Regions from separate parts of the Homo sapiens genome. Here region 2 is linked to region 1. A link is a contact called in ENCODE Hi-C or POLR2A ChIA-PET data. All regions are on one chromosome and are shown on one strand. Each heading gives the region's core, a stretch centred on a gene start or an enhancer-like site at or near the end of the contact. The rest is flanking DNA. Distances are from core to core; before and after follow the strand shown. Region 1 holds the start of PSRC1 (proline and serine rich coiled-coil 1). Region 2 overlaps ELAPOR1 (endosome-lysosome associated apoptosis and autophagy regulator 1).

Region 1 (3,631 bases), core at 1,132-3,631:
GAACCTTTCTAGGAGCTCAGTTTATTACTGGAAAGGGGTCTTGATCCATCCAGACCCCAAGTGAGGATTCTTTGATCTTTCAAAAGAAAGAATTCAGGACGGGTCCACAGAGTAAAGTGAAAGTGAATTTATTAAGAAAGTAAAGGAATAAAAGAATGGCTACTCCATAGAGCAGCCCCAAGGGCTGCTGGTAAGCTATTTTTATGGTTATTTCTTGATTATATGCTAAACAAGGGGTGGATTATTCATAGGTTTTCTGGGAAAGGAGCATGATTTCCTGGAACTGAAGGCTCCTCTCCCTTTTATACCATATAGACGTTGCCATAGCATTTGTAAACTGTCAGGACGCTGGCAGGAGTGTCTTTTAGCATGCTAATGAATTACAACTAGCATATAATAAGCAGTGAGGATGACCAGCTGTCACTTTCTTTTTTTTTTTTTTTGAGACGGAGTCTCACTCTGTCGCCCAGGCTGGAGTGCGGAGGTGCGATCTCGGCTCACTGCAAGCTCTGCCTCCCAAGTTCACGCCATTCTCCTGCCTCAGCCTCCCGAGTAGTTGGGGCTACAGGGGCCCGCCACCACGCCCGGCTAATTTTTTGTATTTTTAGTACAGACGGGGTTTCACCGTGTTAGCCAGGATGGTCTGGATCTCCTGACCTCGTGATTCGCCCGCCTCGGCCTCCCAAAGTGCTGGGACTACAGGCGTGAGCCACCGCGCCTGGCCTACTTTCTTTACCATCTTGGTTTCTGGCAGATTTGGCCGGCTTCTTTACTGCACCGTTTTATTAGAGGGATGTTTGAGATCTGTATCTTGTGCGGACCTGCTGTCTCCTCCTGTTGTTACCAGAAAGGGGTCCGGATCCAGACCCCAAGAGAGGGTTCTTGGCCCTTGCATAGGAAATAATTCAGGGCAAGTCCATAAAGTGAAAGCAAGTTTATTAAGAAAGAAAAGGGATAAAGAATGCCTACTCCAGAGGCAGAGCAGCCCGGAGGGCTGCTGGTTGGCCATTTTTATGGTTATTTCTTGATTATATGCTAAACAAGGGATGAATTATTCATGAGTTTTCCGGGAAAGGGGTAGGCAACTCCCTGGAACTAAGAATTCCTCCCCTTTTTAGACCATGTAGGGTAATTTCCTGATGTTGCCATGGTATTTGTAAACCGTGGTGATGCTGTCTGGAGTGTCTTTTAGCATGCTAATACATTATAATTAGCGTATAATGAGGACTGAGGACCTCCAGAGGTCAGTTTCATCGCCATCTTGGTTTCGGTAGGTTTTGGCTGGCTTCTTTACCGCATGCTGTTTTACCACCAGGGTCTTTGTGACCTGTATCTTGTGCCAACCTCCTATCTCATCCTGTGACTTAGAATGCCTAACCTCCTAGGAATACAGCCCAGGTCTCAACCTTATTTTACCCAGCCTCTATTCCAGATGGAGTCGTTCTGGTTTGAAGCCTCTGACAAGTTCACTGGTGGCCCGGGCAACATTTAGAAACAACAGAGACAACACTCCTAACAAGTTGGTTTAAGCATTTTACAAATACTGCTTTTAGTTCAGAGGGGGCTACTTACAAACACCCCCTCTAAATCCCCTAAGGGCACACGGTAGAAAACGCCTTCATAATTATCCTCGTAACACCGTAACTGCGAGGACCAACATCCTCCTTTCACAGATAAGCGAAGAGAGGTGAAAAGAGGGCAAATATACTCAAGGCAGCCGCCTCTAAACCGAAACTTGGGTTCTGAGGTCAGTTAAACTTGGGTTGCATTTGAACCTAAGCCTGCCTGCGTGAAAAGCCCGTTGCTTTCTTTGCACCTCAGCTGCCTCAGGTTCTTGAAGAGGCGATGGAGGATGTACTTCTAAGAGAACCTCAATATACCTACAATATAAGTGTTTAGGTGCTCCCTTAACTTGGAAAAAACCCACAACTGAGGAACCTCGGCCAATGCGGCGCCTGCATATTGAGTGCGCCCAAGAAAACGAATTTCCTCCCGTAGAGCGTCGGTTAGCGGCCACGTTAGGCAGCACAACCGTTCTGGAGACTGGGTGCTCGGCGGCCCAGCAGAGGGAGCGGGGCGGGGCGCGAGTTCCATACTCGTGGGTCCGTTTCTTCCCTCCTGGCCAGCCGCGCTCTGCTCCCATCTGCCTACGGGAAAGAGAGTCTCCGCGCACGCGAGCACGCGCACTCGCAGCCTCAACCCTCGGCTCCGCCACCGGGATGCAGTCTTCTGGGAACGGTTCTCCCCCAGCCCCCACCGGCTGACTTCCGGCCGGCAGCTCCTCAGCCCCTCCCCCTGAGGATTCACCAATCACGGTGCGCGTGTGGCTTGAGTAGGTGGGGCCTGAGAGATTCGAAAGGAGCCCCGCCCCCTCGGAGCTGATTCCCGGGACTAGGTTGCGGGAGAAAGCCTGTTGCGTGGAAGATAAGGCGGCGCGGGAAGTGGACACAGGGTGGGCTGGAGGTGTGCTTCGCGTGTGATGCCAGGGGAGTGGAAAGGTGGCTTGGGGAGTGCAGAACCCTGAGGATAGTGGCGGGGAGGAAGATGGGGCGTGCAGGCCGCCCCCAGTGAGGAGAGGCCAGGATGCAGGGCGGCTCCAGGGCAATCTGGGCAGTTGGGGGAGCCCTCCGTATCGTTCCCGGAGGTAGCAGGAGTAGCTGTGCGGGAGGTGCCACTCCTGGGCGCTTGCTTTGCCTCCAGCATGACCCCCGACCCTGGCTTGCACCCTGAATCTAGCTGCGAGCCTTGGGCAGAATGGATACCTGAGGAAAGGTATGGTTTCTCTCCAGCTCAGATCTAACTGGACTCTCGCTCCTGCTGGCTGGACATGGAGGATTTGGAGGAAGGTAAGGAAAGGAGGGAGGGAAGAATGAAAGGGAGGAGTGAGACCCAGCGATGGAGAGCTGCATCAGGGACCCATGACTGGCTTTCATTCTTCTTTCCCCTTCAGATGTAAGGTTTATTGTGGATGAGACCTTGGACTTTGGGGGGCTGTCACCATCTGACAGGTACCAGCCTCTTTATCCCACTTATTTTCCTCTAACAGTACCTCTTTGTCTCGAATCCCTTACTGCTGAATTATTGGCTTGGGTTGGTAACTTAGCAAGGTTTGGCGCACTTGGGGCTGCTGGGCGGCTGGCTGACTCGGGCCTCTATGACACTATTGGTAGCGGGGAGAGAAGGGAGAAGCTGGAGTTAGATTTCAGGGTGTTAAGAAGAAGGATAAGTGGATTTGCTGCATCTCCATCCTGGCATCATTTCTGATGTCCGTAAATGCTAAAGGCCTATTAGGCCCCATAGAACCAGGTATCTCATCGCCCAGAGGCCACATCTCACAGCCAGCATGGGCATCGGGGCCTAGGGTCATGTCCCTGGCTCTGTTGTGGGGCTTTTATGCAGTCTCCCTTGCATAATCTCCTGTTCCCTTTTGCATGGGCATGATGCCTGGTTTGTTTCCTGTCTCAGCCGTGAGGAGGAAGACATAACAGTGTTGGTGACTCCAGAGAAACCACTTCGACGGGGCCTCTCCCACCGAAGTGACCCAAATGCAGTGGCACCTGCCCCCCAGGGTGTGAGGCTCAGCCTAGGCCCCCTCAGTCCAGAGAAGCTGGAGGAGATCCTCGATGAGGCC
Region 2 (3,492 bases), core at 624-3,123, 150 kb after region 1:
ATCCACCCAGAGATCCTTGACATCAAAGACTGTCTCGTCCCACCACCCAGCTCAGGGCCTGGCACTGCAGGATTTGTAGAATCAATGAACTCTATGGAGTAGATATGATTTCCCCCATTTTAAAAGTGAAGAAACCAGTTAAGAGATATTCAGTCATATGCCCCCAGTCACACAGCTGGTATATAAGCTACGGATTTAGGATTGAAACCCAAGCCTGCCTTTCTTCAAAGCTCTTGTACTTTCCATAAAGCTTAAACCAATGGTTCCCAAAGTGTGGTTTCAGGACCTGTGGGGGCAGCAGCAGCAGCAGTAGCCCCTGGAGACTTGTTAGAAATTTGAATTCTTGGAGCTGGGCACGGTGGCTCACACCTGTAATCCCAGCACTTTGGGAGGCCAGGGTGGGCGGATCGCAAGGCCAGGAGTTGGAGACCAGCCAGCCTGGTCATGTGGTGAAACCGTTTCTACTAAAAATACAAAAATTAGCCAGGTGTGGTGGCACGTGCCTGTAATCCTAGCTACTGGGGAGGCTGAGGCAGGAGAATCGCTTGAACCCAGGAGGTGGAAGTTGCAGTGAGCCGAGATCCCGCAACTTCACTCTAGCCTCGGGGACAGAGCGAGACTCCATCTCAAAAGAAAAAAAAAAGAAATTTGAATTCTTAGGCCTCTCTCACTGACCCATTGAATCAGAATCTCTGGAGTAGGCCTACCAATCTGGGTTTTAGAAAGCCCTCCAGGGGATGCTGATACCTACTGCAGTTTGGGAACCCTGCTCTAAACCAGGAAGCTGCCTGGGAAAAGGCAAGAGTAGGTGTGGAGTTAAAGATTAGCTTGGTCATTATTTTTTCTTTTGAGTCACCTGCGTAGTTGCCAGATTTCCAGAAATCTTACCTTGTCCTCCAACCATTATTGCCATTATTTATGCTGAAAAATTACATGATCCCATGATTTTTTTTAAAGAGAGGGAGGAGAGAGAGAAGACTGCCTGGAGGCAATTACTTAAATCCATTCTTTCTTCAAGTTTCTTTCCTCTGCTGGAAATGATGAGACCTCCTATGGGCAGCCCTGATGAGAATTCCCAAGTTCAGCTTCAGCCTTCCCACCTAGCAAGGAGAACTAGCTGTCCTCTCTAGGATAAGACTGGCAAGATGTTGTTAAAGCCTCCAGAGGGCTTCAAAGTTGTAATGACGAAGGTGAAACCAGCTCAGCTCCGCAGGGCTTTATCTACACAAGCAGGAAAGAAACGGCAAAAGCAGCAGGTGCAGCAGCCGCCTGAGCAGCCACGGTTTCTTATCAGTAGGCCAACGGGGCACTGCCATAAAAGCTGGCTGTTCACTGGACAGATGTTCTTTTTTATGTTACACAGAGGGCCAGGACTAAGCTTTGCAGGAATAACCTGGTTTTAGAGGAAGCTACTTTTCTTCTTGGGGGTCTTGGTGGCGGAAGAGAGCAGCCAGATGCCAGCCAGAGGGGAGAGGCCCACAGCCCTGTGAGGTCAAGAAGCCCACACCAGGGCTTCACCATTGGGCTCCACCTGGAGAACCTATGAGGCTTTGCAGAGTAAAATCTGAAAACACCCAAAGCTATGGCAATAGGAGGAAGCAGTGCCATTGAGTCGCCTTCAATGTTTCCTCCGGGAAACTGTGATATTGACCACTGTGAAAAGGAGAGGTGAGGCTGGCAGGAGTGGATTTGGAGAAAAGAACAGAATCTAAAGGAGAACACTCAAGCACAAGCCATTTGCCTAAGTTCACTTTCTCAGGTGGCTTCTGCTACAAGGAATAAAAGGAAGTGCTCCTTTATACAGTACTGAAAGTGTTAACAGCACTCCTCTGCCCCCTCCCACTTCCGCCCACCCATGACCAGGCACTGACAGTTCCCCTGGGCCAGGCTGGCGCAACATCACTGGGAACAGGAGTCCACATTAGCACCTCACACTTTGCCAAAGTAGAAATGGCCTGGATCCAAAAGTGAAATTTGGTGGAAGAAATTAAGACAGGATGCCATTCTCCCTAATTTTCAGGAAGGCCTCAGATGATCCTTCTGCTTTTTAGCAGGCACAGGAGGAAACAGGACAAATCTTGCCATTTCTTTATTTTTATGCCCACTGATAAACAAGCTATCTATTTCCTCCCACTCTAAGTAGTGCCAACTTCTATAATGGTTCATAGACAGTAATTAAACATATCCCCTGCTATTCCAATTTGAGACAAAAGAAAATTACCCTGGCCTAAAAAATAAGATAGATTCCACTTCTACTTCACACATATATGATGGAGAAATAATAATCATTGATCCCATAATAATCTCGGTAGATACTGGGAGATAATATCCGGAGATACTACAGTCTCAGTAACCATAGTAACTAATTGGTGAATCTCTCTGCAATGTCTTCCTCTAATGTTGCTTGTCTTTTCCATTCTCATGCCACAGACAGACCATCAGTACATCTTTCTGTTGCACCTGCCTGCTAAATGATTTTCCCATGTTTTTTTTCATGGGCTGTGAGCACTACATATTCTAATTTTTTTTTTTTTGGCTTCTACTTTGGCCACTAGAAAGCTCAGGGTCAAGTTTCCAGTCCATTTGCTTATATAGCATTCATATATTCATGTAATGATTCTTTCTGCATTTGTCATTCTAAGTTGTACTTTTTTTTCTTTGAGACAAGGTCTTGCTCTGTCACTCAGGCTGGAGTGCAGTGGTGCAATCAGAGCTCACCGCACCCTCAACCTCCCAGGCTCAAGGGAGCCTCCCACCTCAGCCTCCCAAGTTACTGGGACCACAGACATAAGCCACCATGCCTGGTTAATTTTTATATTTTTTGTAGAGACAGGGTTTTGCCATGTTGCCCGGGCTGGTCTTCAGCTCCTGGACTCAAGTGGTCCTCCTGCCTCGGCCTCACAAAATGCTGGGATTACAGGCATGAACCACCATACCTGATCCTAAGTTGTATTTTTTTCTGCCATAATTTTTATTTTATATTTAGATTTTACTATTTTGACGGAGGTATTTCCTAAAAACCGAAGTCCTTGTAGATAGGGGCACAATTAATTCATTAGTTAATTAAGACCATTCATGGTTTGATCCTTGCCTTCCTCTCCCACCTTATTTCTAACTGTGGTCTCCTTCCTTCTGTCTCTGCTCCTCCCATTACACTGGCCTTCCTTGGGTCCTTTGTACTCATCTCAGGGCCTTTGCCTGTGCTGATCCCTACCCTTGCATGGCTTATTACTTCTGGACATTCTTCAGGCCTCGCTCAGTTATCATTGTCTCAGAAGAGTTCCCTGAACTTTTGGCTTAAGTCAAATCCCCTAATATGTGCTCTCATTGCACCATGTACCTTTCTTTGTAGCACTGTCAAAGTTGTCATTTTATCCTTATATGATTTGATTAATATGTACCTCTCCCATTAGACTACAAGCTCTCTATAAATAATGCCTGGCAGGCTGGGTGCGGTAGCCCACAGCTGTAGTCCCAGCACTTTGGGAGGCC

The links. Hi-C counts contacts between places; a loop is a spot of excess contacts on that map. ChIA-PET counts read pairs that join two places held with the same protein, here RNA polymerase II (POLR2A). Pooled maps may share reads with other maps.
Region 2: a pooled map shows a loop between it and region 1 (2.0-fold over the local background). The contact joins the enhancer-like site here to the promoter of PSRC1 in region 1. A Hi-C loop is called at or near these places in 1 of 50 pooled maps. POLR2A ChIA-PET finds 5 or more read pairs at or near these places in 2 of 52 experiments (A673 and activated naive CD4-positive, alpha-beta T cell).

Annotation. Positions count from the first base shown.
Region 1 is chr1:109,281,895-109,285,525 of GRCh38, reverse strand. PSRC1 (proline and serine rich coiled-coil 1) reads left to right here and starts at 2,381. Exons shown (of 8, transcript NM_001032291.3): 1 at 2,381-2,463; 2 at 2,790-2,846; 3 at 2,951-3,008; 4 at 3,466-3,631. The coding sequence starts at 2,828. RefSeq lists enhancers at 1,870-1,919, 1,287-2,012.
Region 2 is chr1:109,132,398-109,135,889 of GRCh38, reverse strand. All of the region lies in intron 1 of ELAPOR1 (endosome-lysosome associated apoptosis and autophagy regulator 1), which reads right to left. Among named protein-coding and RNA genes, the nearest start is that of ELAPOR1, 20 kb to the right of the region's middle. Within about 2 kb of position 1,873, at least 14 of the 41 ENCODE cell types and tissues checked have a DNase peak (open chromatin) inside an H3K27ac peak, as active enhancers do.